Regions from separate parts of the Mus musculus genome. Here region 2 is linked to region 1. Evidence: chromatin loops called from intact Hi-C (ENCODE). Cell type or tissue: heart. All regions are shown on one strand. Each heading gives the region's core, and the rest is flanking DNA. Links, peaks and the distances in the headings are about the cores only. Region 1 overlaps Palld (palladin, cytoskeletal associated protein). Region 2 overlaps Palld (palladin, cytoskeletal associated protein).

Region 1 (10,414 bases), core at 1,673-9,672:
TGTTTTGGCAGGCTCCCACCCTTTCACGTGCTCCCTGTCACCCCTGCCTTACCAGCTTCCTACATCAGGTTCACGAAGCTAAGAGATTTGGCATTTTTTCATTTCAAGATTCTGAGTTGAATAATACAACCCGCTGCAGGGCTGCAGGGCTGCAGGGCTGCACTTTTTCCTTATTGACCTTGGCTTCCGCCTCTCTTACTAACTTGTCTTTACCCAACTCCAACTGCAGGCTAATACATTTTTATGATGCAGAAGATAAGTTAATTTAACTTTATGGATGCAAAGGGGTGAAGTTTTTGTACTTGTTATTAAATGCCAGAATGCTAACAATTTCCTTACATATGTCCTCTCCCTACCTTCCCCCGTTGAGATTAACTAGTGATAGGAGCTATTCACTCATTCAGACTCTTTAATAATTTGACCAGACTTAGGCTTCCTAGATTTACATACCCTATAAGGTGTGTCAGTCCTTTGAAATAATTAAGTACGATTTAAAAAAACAAAAACAAAACCAAAAAAACCCTTACCTATAAACAAGCTAATGGACAGACTTCAACAGGAAGTGTGTGGACTTTGGGCAGTTTTGTTTTGTTTTGTTTTGTGTTTTAAGGGTCTGGGGGAGTAACAGTGAGTCACAAATCTTACAGCAAACGGGAAAAAGTAAAAGTAGTATGTGATTTAGCAAATGTTCCTTGCGTAGGGTGTGTGCTAAAGCACTGTGCATAGTCTAAAAGCCTATAGTATTTTCCTATCAATTATTAAAGTAGAAGAATGATGTCTGGATTTGGACAGTAAGGAGAATGTGTGTGTGTGTGTGTGTGTGTGTGTGTGTGTGTGTGTGTGTGTAAATGAAAAGTTTAAGGTTATCAGCTACTGGGGTTGGAGCTGTAGAGTCGATGGAAGAGCGCTTACTTACTACGCTTGAAATCTCATTTAAAAATTTTCAGCACAGACAGAAGTAGATGCTGGATGATCACAACCTTAAAGTGATCCTCAGCTATATTGAGGATGTGAGGCTATCCTGGGCTACCTGAGACTTATTCTTAAAAAAAAATCAACTAATGATTGCATTCTTTTTTCCATTTGTGTTTTAAAGTGCAACAAGTCGCTGGGCTTTGAATCTCTTTTCATGTTTTACTATATTTGTTTATTCACTGTGTGTGGGACTGGGGTATACACATGCCAGAGCATAACTCAAGGGAGTTGGTTCTCTCCTTCTACCATGTGGGTCCTAGGGAATAAACTCAGGCTTGGTTAAAAAAAAAGTGCCTTTATCAGATGGGACATGATGCTAGCCCTAGAAAATCTCTGACTTTTAAGTAAATGTTTTGTAGTTCATGAATGTAGCCAGAGATGAGTTAATTTAGTGTTTCAGAGCACAGTGTGCGGTCCAGCTTTCTATGAGCCAACCTATGAAATATCTCCAGGAAGCTAGTTCTGGTATATAACAAATGACACCCAAATATTTTTCATGTTTAAGCTTTTAGGCATCAAAGGAGATTAGATTTATTCCTAAAACCATGTGGCTTTTTCCCTTTGTGTTTAAAAGCAAGAGAAATAGCAAAAGCACAGATGCCTACCGATAAAGGGCAACAGAAATGTATGCTTGCTCCTAGACTTCAGTTCCAGCTTGCCTTCTACTGTAGTGAGAGGCATGCACATGTGTACACAAAGACACGGACACAAAGACACACAGACACAAAGACACACACACAAAGACACACACAAAGACACATACATACAAAGACACAAACACACAACGACACACACACAAAGACACATACACACAAAGACACAAACACACAACGACACACACACAAACACACACACACAGGCACATGCATCATAGATGGTTAAGCCCAGTAAGCCATTAAAACAAACAAGGAGGAGCCCTCAGAATGATGAGAATCAACCTTCAGAAGCTGTGCTTAGCCATCTGAATCATAATTCAGTGTGGAATCTGGGCGCCCTGGATGCTTCCGGCTCCATATGAAGACCTGTCAACACAGATCATGTTCACTTGGCACTGTGGTTCCCTGGAAGGGTCTAAGGAAAGAACAGCCCTCTGGAGTAGCCATCCAGTGACCATCCTTGTTACCCATGCTGGGAATCTTTAGAGAAACACGAGGAAATAGATGGAGGTACTCCTTTGATAGGAAGAGTCCCCTTGCCATGCACTGTCACTGCCATGCACAAGAGGAATGCCAGAGAATCAGTGTGATGAGTCCAAGTGTCATCTGAGTTAAGAGCAGGTGCAGGGTCATTGTCTAAACCTGCTCCACTAAAGCCTAGCCTAAAAAGGATGCTGCAGACCACAGAGGGAAGCTGCTTAAAGGGAAAAGGAGAAAGCAGTTGCAGGGAGGAGATGTATCCAGCAGAAAGCAGGCATGCCACACCAGGCACCAGGTTAGAGGGTGGAGATGCACACACCGCTTCCACACACTCTCTGCCTTTCATTTCTTAAAAAAGCAACATATATTAAAAATCGTATTTCCCAGCCATGTTGTTAGTACACAGAACAGTTCATGATTTGATTTATATGTGTGGTAATTATGGTGGTAGTGGTGGTGGTGGGGGGGTAAGATAACTGTTAACAGTGTCTGTGTCCTAGCAGTTGGATTGCAGTGGATGACTCTGAGGTTTCAGTTCTAGATTTTTCAGCATGTTCTAGGTGTCCAGGAAGGAATCTCATGTTTACACGAGCCAGGCCATGACAAAGGAAGCATTTGACCTTGGGATGAAGGAAAACTAAATGGTACCTTTGTGTTCCTCCACCTGTACACTCAATATGGACTTGATCTGTTTAAATGAAGAGTCATGGGAGGGTTGGTCATAGTGGTGCAATGTTTAAAATCCCAGCACTGAGAAAATTGAGGAAGGAAGATTGTGAGTTGAAGGCTAGCCTGGGCTAAAGGTGTCTTAGCCTAAGGTGCCCCTGCATCCGATGAGTCATGGTTAGCAATGCATGATTTAACACAGTCTTCCAGAGATGTCCTTGAGAAGTTGGCTGTGAAAAACTCTTATACTTCATGTTGACTGTGAGCATGGTCCCTCTAGGCGGTCCCTGCTCAAAGCACCAGAAGAAAATATCTGTACCAGAGACTTAGGTTTGTCACAGTCTTAAAGGATTTCTTTGGCTTTTATTGTTTCTAGCTTTTTTTTTTGGGGGGGGGGGAGGCTTTTCAACAGATACCATTTGTTTTCTACGCTCACTGGGAAAAGGGTGACTTGTGGAAAGAGGCCTTTACTAAGCTTGGATTCAGTCAGGCTTCAGAGGGAAAATAACCCCCCCTACCCCCACAAAGATAACAAAGCTGCTTTTGGTGTGGCCTGACAGAAATTCCTTCTCTCCATCTCTCTCTTCCTTTCTCCAGAGGGTTCATACTCCCTAGCCCCGGCTTATCTTGAACTCACAGCACTCTTTGACTGCAGCATCCTGAGGCCAGGAATGATGCCCCTGAGCCACTCAGGCATCCTCACTGAGGATTTCAGAGTGGTTTTCTCATGTATCTTCAGTGTACTTGGAATTTTTTTTTTTTTTGTGAAAAGTGTGGAGTTCCATTTATTTTATTTTTTTTTTTATCTTACTAAAAGAATTCACTGTGTCCCCAAGTGTGTCTACGTGCCTGCAGTTATTGAAATATCTCTGCTATTCTGACTCCTCAGCAATTTGAGGAGACTCATGCCTTTATCCAAAAGTGTTTTGGATTTGGGATTTGGATTTGTTTTAAACACTGGAGTGTTTACATAGACATGGGGATATCTTGGGCATCGGATCTCTCCTAGTTAGCTTCTGCTGGCCTGGAATTACCCACTGAGTTTCAGTTGAGGGGTTGCCTCCATCAGACTGTCCCGTGGGCAGGACAGTGTGGTATTTTCTTGATTACTAATTGATGTAGGAGGGTCCAGACCACTATGGGTGGTGCCAATCCCTCCGCAAGGAGTCTTGGGTTATACAAAAAATGCTTGCTGAGCAGAAGCTAGGGAGCCAGTCAGAAAGCACAGCTCCTCCTTGATTTCTGCTTTCTTACTTGCTGTTACTTCCCTCTCTGTTGGATCGTGACCTGAACGCATAGCCACATAAACCCTTTCCTCCCCAAGTTGCTTTGGGTCATGGTGTTTATCATAGCAACAGAAAATACACTAAGGCAGGGCACAAGCAAACATGAAATTCAGTAATGTTTTCTGAATACCTAACCCACATATCCCAAGGAAATTTTATACAGTGTTTATATAATACACCTGCACGTGGACTGAGATTTGTCACTTTGTGTGTGATAGGATCTTCCACTCAGGCATCCGTCAAAATACGACATTTTAGTTTTTAAAGCATTTCAGATTATGGATGCTAAACTTTTAATGTAGATAACAGATCTTTAGGGTACCTTAGTATGTTATAAGGCAAGTTCATTTCTTCCATAATGGTGCCCCTTTTATTTCTTTAGTAGGACCCTGGCTATTTACAGTAACTCCCCCACCCCCTTACAACATAACTTTTAGAACCAGGCTACTAAATTCTATATCAAACAAATGGATAGAAACAAGAAACTTGTTGGGAGTTCAGCAAAATTGTATCAGAGATACCCTATGTCAGGGGACTAAGGACTTTATTAATCTTTCTACATGAGAATGGCTTATTTTTCCTCTTATTTGGCCTTTTAAAATGTCCATCAATAAAGTTTTAGACTCTCTCCAAAAAACACAAAGAAAGAAAGAAAGAGAATCTGCATGGACAGATTTCTGACTCCTGTCAGAATGGCATGGGACTCCTTCAACTTGGCAATGTAAATCTCCAACTTAAAACAAGTGGAAAAATCAGTTTTTTGTTTGTTTGTTTGCTTGGGTTGTTGGTTTTTTTTGTTTTTGTCTTGTAAAGCTTCCTAGATCTTTCAAGAGGTTTCCCTGGTAGTAAAAAAGTAACCTGACTGATTCTTGGGATTCATTGTACAGACTAGTCCTGGCCTCAAACTCTTAAAAACCCTTGCCCTTCTCCCTCCAAGTGCTGGGGCTACAGTTATATGCCATCATGCCCAGCTATAAAGAAAGGAAATAAATTAAACACTGAATTATTCATACCTCTCTTAGCTTTCCCATTAAGTCAGACATCTGCTTCACCTGCGTCCAACCACATTTCTCAATCTTGCATAAGAAAACAGCCATACAGTCATTATTCAATGAATACCTACCTATCCCCTAAGGTAACCATGGTGATCTGCCTATTAATATCTTCATTTCAAATCTTAAGGGCTGCTACATAAAGTCACATGTGAATGAAATTTAAGCACTAAAGAAAACATGGAGAATGAGACTTCCAGATGTCAGACCTTAGTAAAAACAGGAAGAAGGCAGCCCATGGTGGTTCCGTCAGGTCGGCAGAGATATGAAGTAGCGCTGTGAGCCTGAAAGAGCAGAGACACATGGATCAGATTCTCAACCTATACATCTTTGAAGGGATGAGCTAGAGAAGCCTTTCATTATGGGGATTGCTCCACGTGAGTGATTCCAGGCTATGGGAGTGTCGCCACACGTTACCCGCTAGTCTACTCTTACAGTACAGACATTGTTCTGCCCCCTAATTTCACATCTGTTACTCTTCTTTGGTCAAAAGGATATTGGAGGCAAGAGCTCCCTGGGTCCTGGGGGACTCTGAGAGCCTTTAAATGCTATTACCAAATGGATTTCTGTGTGTGGGACTTCCACAGGGGTCTGTTCAGACCGTCTCACAGACGCTATATTTTATTTTAAAATACATTCCGGATTCATTGAATCAAAAGGATAAGCTATGGGCAATGGAGGGTAAGGTAAGAAATGGGAACATCTGCCGATCTTGTTTTTAATGTGAACTCTGTCAGTAAAGGGAGATAGAAATTATGAGGGAAAGAAATAAAACTCATTTATTGATGTGTAAAAAATAAAAAATGTCAAGGCACTGAAACTGTTATTGAACAGCAGTCATCTCAGGGGAGGTAAAAGCTTTCAGAGTTGTGAATGGAAAATAAAAAGCAGGGAATGGAACTCTTTTGTGTGTGAAATTGCTTATTTTCAGGCAATCTGGACTTACTTATAAATCGATAGCCATCTGATCACATTTGTCTGGACACACTGTGTGACACCACAGTGCGGTGGAGATACTATGGCAGTGACAGATCTTATTCATTGTCCCAGGAATATATTTTACTGGCTTATGTTTCAGGAGGGAGGCCTGTGTCTCACTTTTCACTATCGTGGACATCCAAAGCATACACGAATACTTTTATAGCCTTACCCTGGGTCAGACATTGTTTGAAACGTCACATAAAAACTAAGTAAGAAACTCTTCACAACACCCCGGGGAGACACCCCTGGTCTTATCATCTCCAGTTTGCGGACAAAGGAATTAGGCCCAGAGAGGTTATGCTATTTGCTCGGAAGTCCCTTCAGTAAGTGGGTAGAGCTGGGATTTGAACCCAGAAACTCTGGCTCCCATATATTAAACATTTCTTCTCATTGGCTGTAAGGAAGAAATGATGAGCACTTCAGCCTCACATCTGTAAACTAGGACTCATTATTCGGAGTTCTTATAAATAAAGCCATTGACAATGTACTCTACACATCACTGTAGTGTTTGCATCTATACATCAATGTATGTTCTCATCTGTATCTCACAATACATTTGGTCATATTGAGAAGCTTCTAGAGTTTTGCCCAGCCAGACTGGGAAGGAGGGGGCGCTGATGACTTCTGCTTTCTGCTATTAAATATCTAGCAGAGTGGTTAGCATTTACATAAATTCTAGTTGAGAACTAAAAGCCAAACTCTTGAGTTAAGGCTACCATTAGTTTTGAATGAAAACTCTAGTTCAGTGGTTTAAAGGAAATACCTACTATGGCTGCCTCTACTGAGTCACTTATTCTTGTTGGTTTATGAACACAAATGTCTTTCCCCTAAAGTTCATCTCTTACATGTTACTATGTATGGCATGTGGTAGTTGTTATGATTCTGATAATATTGTGAGTAATAAGAACTCATGGAAGGCATGGGGATGCACACGAGACAAATCTTTTAACTAGGGATGGGTTTACTTACCAGGAGTGTCCGGGAAACCTACTACTACTGTTGGACTTACAGATTCACATCATATCAATTCTTTACAGACATTTGATTTTGTCTTTTACTTAAGGAGTAATGCTGATGGTGCTTGGAGAGTAAACCTACTACAGTCCCTTCCTAGAACTTGCTCTTTCTTCAATAAAACAGTCTCACACGGACCCTAAACCAATATTTAAAAACAGTATAGTGAAATCAAACCATTTTATTTTATTTTTTCTAAGCCATACTGTTTGGCCTTCTGAGATGGGAAAAGTTTTTGGTTGGTGTGTGAACATTATTGGTCTCTTTAAATAAATAAGCTAATGAGATAGGCTAACTGAAAGGAAGGTCAGAGAGGACAGTCAGAGCTAAGGCTTATTATCAGCTCAGAAATTCCTATTTGAGCTTGGCTGGTGACTTCCTGGTAGTGTGGCTGTGATTACAGATTATTCTTAATGAGCAAAAATGAGAACATTAACCATTATTTTTTTTCTTCCTTCGATTGTGGGTAGTTTTTCTTTTTTTTCCTCAGAAAATATTGCATGGGAATTTGTCAGTTAGAATTGAACTCGTATTCATAAAACAGAAGAGCCTGATGTTCCTGAACTCAGCTCCTTGGTGGCTGGAGGCACAATTACCTGTTGGACGGGCACAGATAGGGGCTGAATCACAGCTGTGGTCACTCCTGTTTTCGGAGCTGAGGATCCTATCGTTAAGGAAACGGACGTTGTTTTCTTCTGAGCTCTGGAAAATAGGGAAGCGAGTGTTAGGTAGAAGCTGTTTGTTTTTGTTGTTGTTTTGTGTTTTTATAAATTAGCAATTATTCTTTAAACTATTTTTACAGAAGACCTGGGTTTCTATTTGTAGACCCGGTCTACTTCCATTAAAATTTGTTTCAGAAGTTGGAACTTATCAAAACAAACTGCCAAAAGAGCTGTGTGGTCAGGACCTGGATAGAACTGACTTTAATAAACACACAGAAGAAAGAAAATGAACCAGAGGCAACTCACACTGATAAAGATTATTAAGGTATTATTTTTTTTAAAATCCCAAGAGAAAATAGAATCTTGGAAAGCTTCAATCTCTATCAGTTAGCAAATATTTGACATCTTTACGGTTAGGGTCCTATATTTAACTCAGTTTTAGTGTTTATTTTAGGGCTAACAGCTGTCGCTTTTGCTGGATTCAAATTTTGTTGAGAATTTTTGTCTTCTCTTAGTTCTGAGACTTTAGTGTTGTAGAAGAGAAAAACCAAGGGGAATCAGTCCATTGCCTGGCTCAGTGTGGCTGAGAGGGTGTGAAATCTCTGCATTTGAATTCTAATTTAAATCAGAAAAAAAATGTACAAATGTATAGTCTTCATTAGCAATGATGATTATCTGATGTTGACTGGACATGATTTTTCAAATAAAATACGATTATTTTATTATTGTAACAGTCTTACAGTACAGTATTTATATTAATGTGTAAGATCTAATCAGGGAAATTAGCATTTTAAATAGAGATAACTGTTATATATTTACTAGCAACAAAAAACATTTGTTAGCACATCTCACCATTAATGGAATTTTCTACCAAACTCAGGTAGACTTGGCTGTACTTTTGTAAAATAGAGGAGACAGTAACACTTTTTTAAATAATGCATGTCTCTCTAGGGATAAGCAAATTTTGGCCTTTTCAGATATAAGGTTTTACTAGCAAAAACCAACAACAACAAAACCTTTATCCAATAAAAAGAAAATCCATTTCTGGCTCAATTAGACATTTTGATTCTCCTTCGGACCTAACTGATTTTTCTCTCAGTGTGACTGGTCTTGCCATTTACTTAATCAGCTCCAAGGCTGTCTTTGCAGCTAACAAAGCTCTTGGCTGGGTTTTGGCATGCTGATGTTGAAATAGATCCCCACAGTTTAAAGTCATACAAAGTAAAAAATTGTGTCCCAACTCTAAGCACTCTCTCTCTCCGATGGACATGGCTTGACTATTCCCATCCCAGCACTCCTGGCATCAAAACCCAGCAGCTCTGTCACCCCTCTTTGTCACAAGGGCCACCAGGGGACCCAAAGGCAACTCACTGTGGCATGGCTCCAGCTTTTGATATGAAAGATAAGCTTTCGCTGTCAGAGTCCGTTGAACTGGCTCCTGGAAGACATTAAAGATCATGAGACAGTTAGGCCATGAGCGGTGCCAGCATCTCCAAGAGTTCCAAAGAGTATAATGGTCTTCGTTTATAAACAGCAACAACCTGAAAAGTCTTATTTGTGCTATAAATACACATCAAAATTGAGGATGATCAGTGTCGCATCACTTTTTATTGCTGTTTCTCCAGAAAATAGCCTTTTAAAGGTACTATTAATAGCTTCCTTTAGGCCACTGTGCTTACAATTTATTATTAGCTTCCTTTTTAATATCTTTGGCCATCTCAGCCATCCTTTTACATGGCTAGACAACTATGAGACAAATGTGAGTGTCTTTGTGGACAAATGCCGTGGTTTTAAACTTTAACCCTGGGAGATCACATGGGGTGGGCTGTCTTCACTACTGTTCATCGGAAGCAGCTTCCCAACTCTTCATCTGAATGTTATAGTGCCCGCGCTGCAGTACAGTCTCTCAGGTCTTCTGTTGACCTTGAAAACAGTCATGCTGAAGTAACTCAGTTGGAATGTTTGCTCTGTCCCTTCCCACTTCTTCCGGTGTGGGCGTGGGCGTTCTTCACCTGGCTCCTGTATTACCCAGAAGGCTCCTGTCTTTCCATTTCTTTCCCTCCCAGAGCTGTCCTCCTCTTATGTCAGGTTAATTTTTTCCTAGCACACACCTTTCCTATAAAGGCACAAGAAGATGTCTTAGTTTAAAAGAGAACTCCTCAAATCTGACATCTTACAGACTTCACGGATTTCTTCGCCAGACTTCCAGCATTTGCAAGTCACATGATCGCGATCCACGAACTTGAATGTACTCACTGGCGGACACAGCTTAGGAAGCTGGGATGTGGTCCCAAAGACATTCAACAGATACACAAACCCTTGTAGAGTCCCGTTCTTGGGAGAACACAGATAGAGGAGTCAGAATTTAATACCTTATATGGCAAAACAGGGAAAAATCAAACTGGTAGAGGAGTGTGGGCAGAGAGGAATGGAGTGAGCTTGCCTTTGTAAGTAGGGAGCGAGGAAGGTTCACAAAGGATCAAGTGGAGGGAGCGGGTGGTCTCCTTGTCATTGTCTCAGCTGCCTCCTTTGTACTTGCAGTTCTGTGACTCACTTTCCTAGGACACTCTAGCTATTCTGCCTGTACATGCCATCCTTTGTCTCTGTCTTCTCTGGATTCTGAGGACTCCTTGTTTACACCA
Region 2 (10,414 bases), core at 1,315-9,314, 73 kb after region 1:
CTCAGCATCTTTAAAAAAATAGCAGTGCAGTTCATAACTTTTAAGACATTCCAAAGAAGACTAATGTGTACTGATATGATCGAAAAGAAGAGGCAAAGGGCAGGAACTAAGCCAAGCAGTAAAGAGACTCCAGATTCTTCTTGAGAGCTAAGGCGCCATCTGTAGAGACAGAGTTGTGTATCATAACCCTTACTTACTACGTTTCTTTATCAGACAGAGGGAGGGAGGGAGAGGAGAATGGAGGGAGGGAAGGGGAAGGGAAGAGAGAGGAGAGAGGAGAGAGGAGAGAGGAGAGAGGAGAGAGGAGAGAGGAGAGAGGAGAGAGGAGAGAGGAGAGAGGAGAGAGGAGAGAGGAGAGAGAGGAGAGAGGAGAGAGAGGAGAGAGAGGAGAGAGGAGAGAGAGAGGAGAGAGAGAAGAGAGAGAGAGGGGAGAGAGAGAAGAGAGAGAGAGAGGAGAGAGAGATCGATCAAATTCTCCAGTCTTTAAATGAATTCCTAGCTCCTAACCAGAAGGATAACAGTGTTAGGTTAAGGCAGTTGAATACATGTAGAGCTCTCCAACTCATTTTTTTTAACACGGTTGTTGGCATGACTGCGTGGTATCTATTATTATTTATTACCATCATTATTTATTTATTGTGTACATACTACTTATGTGGTATCACTGCCATCTTTTAAGATTGTCTTTGGCTATGTACCAATGAATTAGTATAATCTACTTCCCTTACTTTTATCATTATGAATGCTCATCTTCAAAGCCAGTATGACTGGGGCACACTCCAGGTCCTCAGAAAACTTGGGGTAATCCCAGCGACTCATTATTTCTAATTACCCTGTATCTGGAAGTGTAGTGCTGAGCTCACTCCACACAGCAGCCAAAGGAGGTAGGACTCATCTCACTACTGCCTTCCCCTCAAATAGAAATATGTGTATTTTACAACCTCACCCTTTCAGCCAATGCGTAAAACCTGTGACTATTTCTGGCATTGTTATCTGGAACACAGGATGCAGCATGATTACTGAGTGTTGACACACGCCCAAAAGAGGAGGAAAAGATGAAGCTAATAGGCAATGATTAGGGTTGGGGACAGTATGCTGAGCTGAGAGACTCTGAAAAGACTCATGGTCTATGTTTGCTGATGAAGCATGGCTATGAAAAGCATGGTACCTAATTTGGGACAGTCACTTCCGTAATATTCCTCTGTCACCATTCATTGGGAACACCAAACTTGGGTGGCTACTACATCTGAGATTGCCCAGAGCTTTCCTAACTACTATATTAACCATTCTTTGTCCATACAGCCTCATGCCCAGCCTAAATACATGGCTGCCTATAAGGTAATAAGACCTCTACTTTTAACATATGGAAATGGGTAAGTGCATTTTGAAGAATCACATTCAAAACTTAGGTTTTTCTCTCATGCCACCTCCCAGAATATTTTCACTTTTTCTACTTGTTCCTAAAGGAAGACAAGAAGGACAAAGTGTCCGGGAGGTGGACTCAGCAGAACCACATGAGCAAGGTGGTTTCTTAGGACAGAGTCTCAACAGGTCTGACCACAGTGAAGAGACACATGAGAGATTTTTTTTTAATTTTATAGTTTCTTAGACACTGATCCTGAAGGAAGATTGGTTTTCCTTCTTCACCCTCTTCCAGGGAAGATTCTCTGTGTTGTTGTCTGCTTTCAGAGTGATAGAAGACTGTCAGGAAGCTCACTCTACTCAGCACAAATGTGGACCATTCCACTCTGTCCCCAAGAAGCCTCAAGTAAACCAGAGACAGAGTTTTTAAAGGCAATTCTTGGTGATACATCTCTGTTTCTCTAGGCTGGGTAGCCATGTTGAGATGTATTAGAAAGCAGGTGCATATTGAGCTCATTGAATTTACTTTATTTTGAGGGAACAGGTATATTAAGATTTCAGACCCAAAGAATAATACCCAGGTATACATTGGGTAAAATCATTAGGCCACAATGTATCCAAGAAATGCTTTGATTAGTGTACGTCTGTGGAGTTGGGGCCTGATTGACATAGGCCTGTCATGGCTATTGGAAAGTCAACCTCAAATCGGGAGAAAAAGTGGAGACTTCTCTAAAACCAGGATTACCACCATTCATGTGTTGGGTACAGATAGATCATGAAAATCATCCCAGGGAAATGATGGACAATAATTTCTATAATGAGAGGGAACCAGAAATATGATTTCTGAATATGAAGGCATGCATAAACTCAGATTTCAAGAGCACTTCAGGTCTTACTAGATCTCTTTGGGGAAGTTGGAGAAAGGTTGAATATATTCATACTTGTGTGTCTAACTGTATTCATAGAGATCATAGCCTATGAGTGCTTGCAATAACAGAAAGAAGCAAGCAACCTTGAAGATTTACTGGGGAAGGCTACATAAACTAACCCAAAACTACAACAGTCTGTCTGCGGCATCATGGGTTAAAATGGTGCTCAGATTTCAGACACTAGAACCTCAAAATGGACAGACACTAGGACCTAAATTTGACCCTTAGAATTTGCTATAGCTTGGTCATGGACTAAGACTTCAAAGGCCTTTGTTTCAGTGATCCACAAACTGAAAGTCTTGTAAAACGTACATCTGTCAAATGGAAACATCGATGGGATCTTGTGTTGAGGGGTTTTATCTAAGTGTCTTATTGTTATTTCAACACATGATAACAACAAGGCAGAGTGTTACAACTCTGTATTTGAGCTACAGGATCTCTGGTGTCTGTCTGCCTGGCAAGGTGTGCTAGAACTCAGCTCAGAAGACCTCAGGCAATCAATTCAGGGGAGTGGGGAGTGATTTATAGCAGAACCTTGCAAGCTTAGATGTCACAGCCAAATGGTGGGATGGATGGCTGTGGATTTGATTGTTGGTGGAGGTTGTTAGGAGAAAGTACGACCTTTAACTGCATCAACTCTGAGGACACAGAGGCAAATGTCACTTCACAGACTTTAGAGAGGAAAAAACAAAAATCTACTCAGTTTGCTGATGGTCAGGCCAGTCCAGCAAGGGCGTGGTCACTGAGGACCAACAGTCCAGTTAGAGTTCCTGGCACACAGGATTAGGCCCTGAGGTTCTTTAAGCTAGTCAGTTGTTCCAACCAGGGACTAAACACCCCACATACGTATGTAGGAGGCAGATTTGATGATAAACCTGGGCATGAGCAAGATTTTTGAAAACTGGGGTCATATGCAGCCTTGTGTATTATGGCAACAAAGGTCTCCCTGTGCCCTGTGATTAAAAGGATGCCATTAACACGTGATCTTATCTGCATGACCAAAAACCTGACAAAATTGGCTTTCCCTCCTGAACCCGTTTGTACATGGATCCCTGAGAGATTGCTTTGAAAGATCAGCTGATGAGCAGACACCAGCATCATCTCCCATCATCTCCACAAGGCCCGGCTTCTTATTACAGGAAAACGCAAGCCTCTGTGGGCTCAAGCCACATTAAATCACACTGCCTGTTACTCACAGGTGGACATAGATTTGGCTCAGATACAGTTTGATCTTACGTGCAGAGGTTGAATGGAGGAAGTCTGAATCCTGCTGCTAAGTGCTTTAACTTCACCAGAATTCTAGATTCCCCAGTGCAATGGGGAGAAACACTCCATGCTCCTTGGAGAGATTTCTTCTCAGGAGGAGACAGGAAGGAAATGGGGGAGGGCTGTCAGGCACAGCCTGGACTAAAGCCTCAGGTGCCGCTGTGAGCTGTGACTGTGAAGTGAAAGTTCCTCTTTCTGTGTGAAAAAACTGTAATTATTTCAGTAAGACAAACCTTGGTGGGGCAAAAATAGTTATAGAGTTTATTCTTCCTTGTCTTTTAACATCTCATAGTTGTTCAACCTATAAGGATAATAGTGGAGAAAATAAATGAAAGACATCACACATGCTAAGAGGATTTGTATAAGTTGGAGCTATTGACAAAACAAACAAAGAAAGGGAAAAATCAACATAAAACAAATTAACAACAACTAGCTCTAGATATGAGGGAAGAATTAAAACAACTGAGGGTTGGAGAAAGAGAGGAGAAAATACCTCGAGTAAGAATTTCTAAATTTAAAGAACATTTGATGTCACTTATAAGAAGGAATTCTTAGATGTTTTAAGAAACCATTGTGTAGTGGATTGGTCTGGTGTTTGCTAAATACTGTGATCCTCACGTATACCAGCTTTTGTGTGCAAACTCTTTGCTTCCCGAGTTATCACTAATTCGTTAATAAAGATGCCTATGGCCTGGACAGGGCAGAAGAAAGTGGGCGGAGTGAAGGTTCCCAGGTCTGGGGTCTCAGAGACCTGGCAGAGCAAGGAGGCGAGAGAGAAGGAAAGAAGTTGCCATGGGATAGGTGAATTGTGAGCTCATGGCCATGAGGTGGAATAAGAGCGGAGCAGGATACACATGGCAAGTGATAACTCGGGCTTATTGACTGGGAAGTAGACAAACTAGTATAGAGGGTTGATATCTGCCCAACTCAAATGCTTTAAGGCTTATTATAAATGTACATTTTTTTCTGTCTTTTATTTGAGAACTAAATGTTCTCAGGTGGGGTAGAAAGTCCTGAATAATATTTACTGCAATAGCAGTATTTACATTTTTATATTTCAGGAACTTTGGAGGAAGCATCATCTAGCATTGGTAATGCAAATTCAGCCTTCTAAAGGCTGACACTGCAGAATATCATGAAAGCTCCAATAATCCTGGAGTCAAAAAGCCATCTCGAGATGCAGATGTAGTGTCTATGAATAAGTAGTGGCTTGCTGTGGGCATGCTTCAGGTATGTGCCTGTCCAAGACTGAAAACCTTTAAGTTATAAAGCAAGAACAGTCAGCCCTCTATACCCTTGAATCTCATATGACCAGAGTCAACCAACTGAAGACCAAACATATTTGAAAAGTGATTCTATCTGTTCTGAATATATTGCAGAGCCTTTTTTCTTGTCATAGTTCCCTAAGTACTATAGTGAACCAGCAATTTACACAGCATTTATATTGTGTTAGGGTCTTTAAGAAATCTACAGGGTGGTTACTTAGTCACCCATATAGCCCATAGAATGAGCTGTACATGCTCAAAGAGATCTGTGAATGTGGCCCAACACATATATAAGTGTCAAAGGTTCAGATAGTCTTGTAAGTATCCAGCATTTATGTGTAAGTTCTATGGAAACTCTACATTTTATGTTTGAGACCTGACATCTGTAGGGTTTCCTGGGACCAGTGCCCACAGTTACTCACAGTGGTAGCCTGTATTTATGTTCCTGAGCATCTCTGTCTAGACCGTGTATGATAGGTTATAGGTTGCCTAGACTGTTCCCCCAAAGGTCAGGGTCCAGTGGACTTTCTGTTTCTTGTAGGCAAATTAAAACAAAAACAACATCAACAACAAACTCAAAATTCACAGGTACTTAACCTTCTAGAAGAATAAATGACCCCATGATCTAACTTATGTATCACTTGGCTCTGAATTACCAGAGCTCCGGTAACTAACTTTTGGTTTTCTCGAGTGATAGGTAGAGGTACGAGTTTTTACCAGCTTTACAGCTTTATCTTGTTTAATGTGCCAAACATACAGGTAATACACTCAGAGCTCGGTATAGCTCTTAGTGAATAAGATCCGTTATCACTACCAGTGATGCTCCTCTGTGGCCTGGGCCTGCTTAGGGCTTGCTGCGGTGGATTAGTCAGTTCTTAGAGCAAGCAGCTTAGAGAGTGTTGGGTCCAAAAGATTATGAGTCAGAACAACTATCAGCCAATCATGGGCTCCGGCCTCCATGTGTTTTGTGCTTTCCACATACTTCTGCTGTTGTTTATCTTTAAATAAACCACATTAAATATGGTGGAAATAAAAGGGGAGACAGGCTGACTCCCCGAAGGATAGGGAGGAGACAGCCAGCTCTCACACTCCTCAGTTTATTTCCAGGCACATGACTTATGCTCTTCACTCTCTGTCCTCCACTTTATGCCCTTATACCATTAGGTTGTATTTTTTTCTCAGACTCCTGTGAACATCTGTCAGATTCCTTCATTTTTAACTCCCCATCCCCACCTCCCAGGTCTTGTGCCTTTTGTTGAATACGAGGTGCTCATCAACGGTTTGTTTAGTATATCCATTTATGGTTGCCATGCTTCTTCATGTTCAGTAAATCAGCTGGCAAGCTGACGATTTTATTTCTTAAATCCGTAGGGATATCAGAAGGCAGACTCCATGAGTCTCTAAAACCAGATACGAGATAAAATCAGGAAAATGTCTTAGATAAGAGAGGGTCCTAGATTTAGAATTTTAATGACTATGCAAAAACATTCTTTTCATGCATTTAATTTTCTATACACTGTCAGATGCTATGTTAAAGGAGTATCAGTCCCAATGACAATTAAAATTAACCTATGGGGTCCACCATTCTTCAAGGGAGTATGTAAAATACTGAGCTACTTAAAAATTGAATGTTGGAGTCTCAAGTTCAGTCCTTAGTATTTCCTTCTCCAAACTGAGTGATACAATAAAGTTGTTATAAGAATAATAATCACTTTAAAAAAAGACTATTTTAAATCATTTTCACATTTCTTGAAAAAGGGATACAGGGCCGAGGGTGTACTTTAGTGATAGAGTGGTTGCCCAGTATTCTTAAGGATCTGGTTCAATCCACAGCACTATCCAAACAAAACAAAACAAAATAAAAAACAAAACCCAAAATCCCCCAAAACAAAGACACAACAACAAATAAAAAAATCCTATCCCAAACCACGACAATAAATTAAAATGATGATACACTGCTATTTTTGCCTTTCATAATGGCAAAGATGAAAATCACTAATATTTTACTTTATAACCAAATACAATATAGAAATATTATCAATTAGGAGTAATAAGTTAATACTCATAATAATCATATGGAAGATACACTGACCAGTGGCTATAGAAATTAATAAGTATATGGTTCTTTAATTTAAAAAATAGTAGTTTTTCTAATAAAAACTCTATAAAACTTATAAATTAACATATTTGCATGTCCCTAGCACAAAATCTGATTACTGAAATATGAATAGTGAATTCTTCTGATGATAGGCATTCATTTTTTAATCTATTCATTATGCTGTCTACATATTTATGAGAAAAAGATCTTTTTCTCATTTACTGAGCAGTGGTGGTGATGGAGTGAGTGATTGTAGTGAAATAGAGGTCCCCTGTGGACTCAGATGCCTGCAGTGCAATGTTCAGACAGCTGTCCTGAGCATATCCTAGGTTCAGACTCCTTTGCCCAGTGTACGGGTCATTTCCCTGGTTTCTATCGACTGACACTGATCTTGGTCTTATATCCCCTGCCTTCACATTGACCTGCCTTCTAGTGACATCTGCAACAGATCCAGTGCCACTGACGCCATGGTGATTACTGGAGAGGGAGGTACTTTCTTCATGACCCCCTCTCACTTATTTATTAGAAACTACTTTCTCAGTCATGGTTGTAACAATAGCTTTTGATGCTTATTTAGAGTCATCTAGAAAAATTTAAGAAAATACACAGATTCCATTCTGAGAAGTCCATTTATTTGGTTAAGTATGGGTTATAGGAATGCTTGTGTGTATGCCTGTGTGTGTGTGTGTGTGTGTGTGTGTGTGTGTGCAGGTCTGAGGCTGATGGCTTACATTTTTCTCTACAAGTCCCTATCGTATTTTTTTGAGACAGAGTCTCTTCTTGAACTTAGAGCTAGGGTGGTAGGCTGGTAGTCTTCAGGGATCTTCCTTTCTCTGCTTTCCTGGTGTTGGGATTGTAGGCAGGGTCTCCCTGCTCTTGTTTTGTTTTTAATCATAGGTATAAGAGATCCAAACACAGGTCACCATGTGTGAGTGTCAGGAAAGCATTTTATCAAATGAGCCATCTTCCTGGCTCTAGGAATACTGAATTATTTTTAAAAGTCCACTAAGGTATTTCTCAGGAATCCAGGTTTGGAAAGCATTTCAGTAGCTGAAGGCTTATATCCCAAACTGTCTGCAGGAGACAGAGAGGGCACTGTGGATGGCAGGGTACTCTTGAAACCTCAAAACCTACCATTTAACACACCTCTTCTAATAAGGCCACACTTCCAAAGCCTTCCCAAATAGTTTCGCCAACTCTGGACCATGTATTCAAACACAGAAGCCTACGGGGGGCCACTCTCATTCAAAGTACCACATGTATTTTATTCTGACTCCTTTTTGAGAAAAGGTCTCAGGTGAAGCTCAAGCTGGTCTTGAACTTGCAGCATTCCTCTTGCCTCCCCTCTTAAGTATAGGGATTTAAATGTACACCACCAGGTCCCCCTAGAGACAACTCATTTAAGACTTATTGCATCACCCTCTTGTACCTGCTCTGAACTGGAGATATATTTACAGTAGAAACACATTTTTTTTTAAGTAGTCTTCAGAGTGCCCCTGTTTTAACTGAGAACAAAGAGCAATTCACTTTGTGGTAGTTTTCTTTCTTTACTTGAACTGGTTGGTAGATGGTAGATTTAGTATCCTTTGGGGCACACAATACTGTACTAAAGATTGACTTGGAGAAACAGCAGAAAATTCTGTCAGTGGAGAATGTTATTCTTCTTACCCTCTGTTCACAACAGTGATCAGGATTGAGTCTCTCAGGCATTCTCTCAGAATCTCATTTGCACTGAGCCTGAGCCAATACAAATCCTGCTATCTGCAAGAGCATCAGCAGATAGGAACAAGTCCTTAGGAAAGTCCTTTCTGGTCCCTGAAAGTAAGAATGCTCAGACAATGGGATTTCCCCCTTTGCTCTTAAAATATATGCATTATTAATATCCATACTAGTTAATATTCACAAAACAAATATTATTCATGCTGAAACATAATAAACTTGCACTCTATAATCTCCAGTTTCTCTGTATGACTTTACCAAGCACTGAGAGCCTGCTACAGCAACTGTGCTCTATGTGTTATGTTTAGAGAGATCACACTTGCAGGCCTTTAGATTCATTGATGAGTTGATTGGCTTAAAATTTCAGCCTTTGAGATGTTTTGGGGACCTCTCTGGGTATTGGATGTTACCTAAGGTACATTGACACCATTTGTTTGTTGAGCTTTCTTTCTTGTTTGAAGGAAAAGTGAGAAAAAGATGGAGATGGAAATGTGGTGTGCCCTGCCTCTAATGGCAGGGCTTGATGAGGAGGGTGATGCGAGTCACATACTTGGTTGGTGCAGCACTGCCCGTCTGACCCTTCAGCTGCTATAGAAATTTGCAGGAATGCTGCTTTCTTATCATTCTTGGATTTCATAACAGCTTCCATAAATTAGTTTTTTTAGGGATCATTTTTGAAGTCATTTTCTGAAGTAAGATATGATAAGGACCCTTTTCTATGAACTCAGGCCATGATGTATTTCTGGATATGGGAAGGTTTTATATGCATCTTTGAGAACTGCTGGAGACTAGGAAAGCACATGTCTAGACTATGGGATGTCTGTAATGAAAATAATAACTTTTTACTTTTAGGTTTTTGTTGTTGTTCTTGTGTAAAACCCCTTTTCCTAATCTTCTTTGACCACAGAACTCTTTTCTACCCTGTGAACATTTGGAGTAATGTGGAAAGTATGGACCATTTTAACTTTTAACCTGGGCAGAGGCACTTAATTTAGTGATTGCTTGATTGTGATAGGGTCTCACATTATAGCCAATGCTGGCTTAAAACTCACTATGATACCTAGGTTGGCCTCAAATTCCCAATCCTCCTGTCTCAGTCTCCCCACAGATAGGATTACAGGCCTGGGCTAGCAAGCTCAGTGAAATCACTTACATGCTTCATTTATAAAGGAGGAGTTATGCTTGTCCCTACCACCTTCTGAAAACATGCTATAACCAGAGGGTTATAAGAAAAAAACAGAAGGAATGAGCCAAGCAAAACACAAGGAACAAACTGAAACCATTGTATTCAAGACACTGAAAAAAATTCTATGTTCTGTAACATAAGATATAGAAAAGGCTGCGTGTTTTTGAGCCTAATATGTGAAAAAGCCTGGGTTTTGTTGTTGTTCATCTCATAAACTGTTTCCTGAAGTTTGCATGAGATGCATTAGAAATCATGATTAGGTTGTATGTTCATAATTACCTGCCTTCATTTTTCCATTAAGAACAATCAGCTTTTCTTCTGCAAGTCACTTGGGAGCAAAACAGCAGCCTAAAAAAGACTTTAGAGTATCAAGCTTACTATATAAAAACCACTCAAGGGGTAAATAAGAACAACAAACCTTTTTTTTTTCCCCTTGGGAAAATAAATCGCAGGACACTTTGGATTCTAGCTAGTGGGTCAAGAATGTTTAACTGGTCTATTAAGATGTTGATAAACACAGTGAGTTTCCAGATGGTATTGGCTCATTCAGGATCATTCAAGGGTCTTCACAGTCAGTCCATAAATTAGA

Evidence for each region. A loop is a pair of places that touch in the nucleus more often than their neighbours do. Peaks named below come from ENCODE experiments on the same cell type or tissue, not always from the same donor. Only the 100,000 strongest peaks of a DNase experiment are listed, where the experiment ranks them.
Region 2: it touches region 1 in a loop (2.1-fold over the local background); 1 of 42 quality-filtered maps calls a loop at or near these places.

What each region holds. Positions count from the first base shown.
Region 1 is chr8:61,703,669-61,714,082 of GRCm38, forward strand. It overlaps Palld (palladin, cytoskeletal associated protein), which reads right to left. Exons shown (of 22, transcript NM_001293772.2): 4 at 9,144-9,210; 5 at 7,707-7,812; 6 at 5,325-5,399. Among named protein-coding and RNA genes, the nearest start is that of Gm51576, 23 kb to the left of the region's middle. In heart, for the core only: no CTCF peak of the experiment used is centred there; a DNase peak (open chromatin) is centred at 5,473.
Region 2 is chr8:61,777,364-61,787,777 of GRCm38, forward strand. The region is part of intron 2 of Palld (palladin, cytoskeletal associated protein); the gene reads right to left. Among named protein-coding and RNA genes, the nearest start is that of Gm51576, 97 kb to the left of the region's middle. In heart, for the core only: no CTCF peak of the experiment used is centred there; no DNase peak of the experiment used is centred there.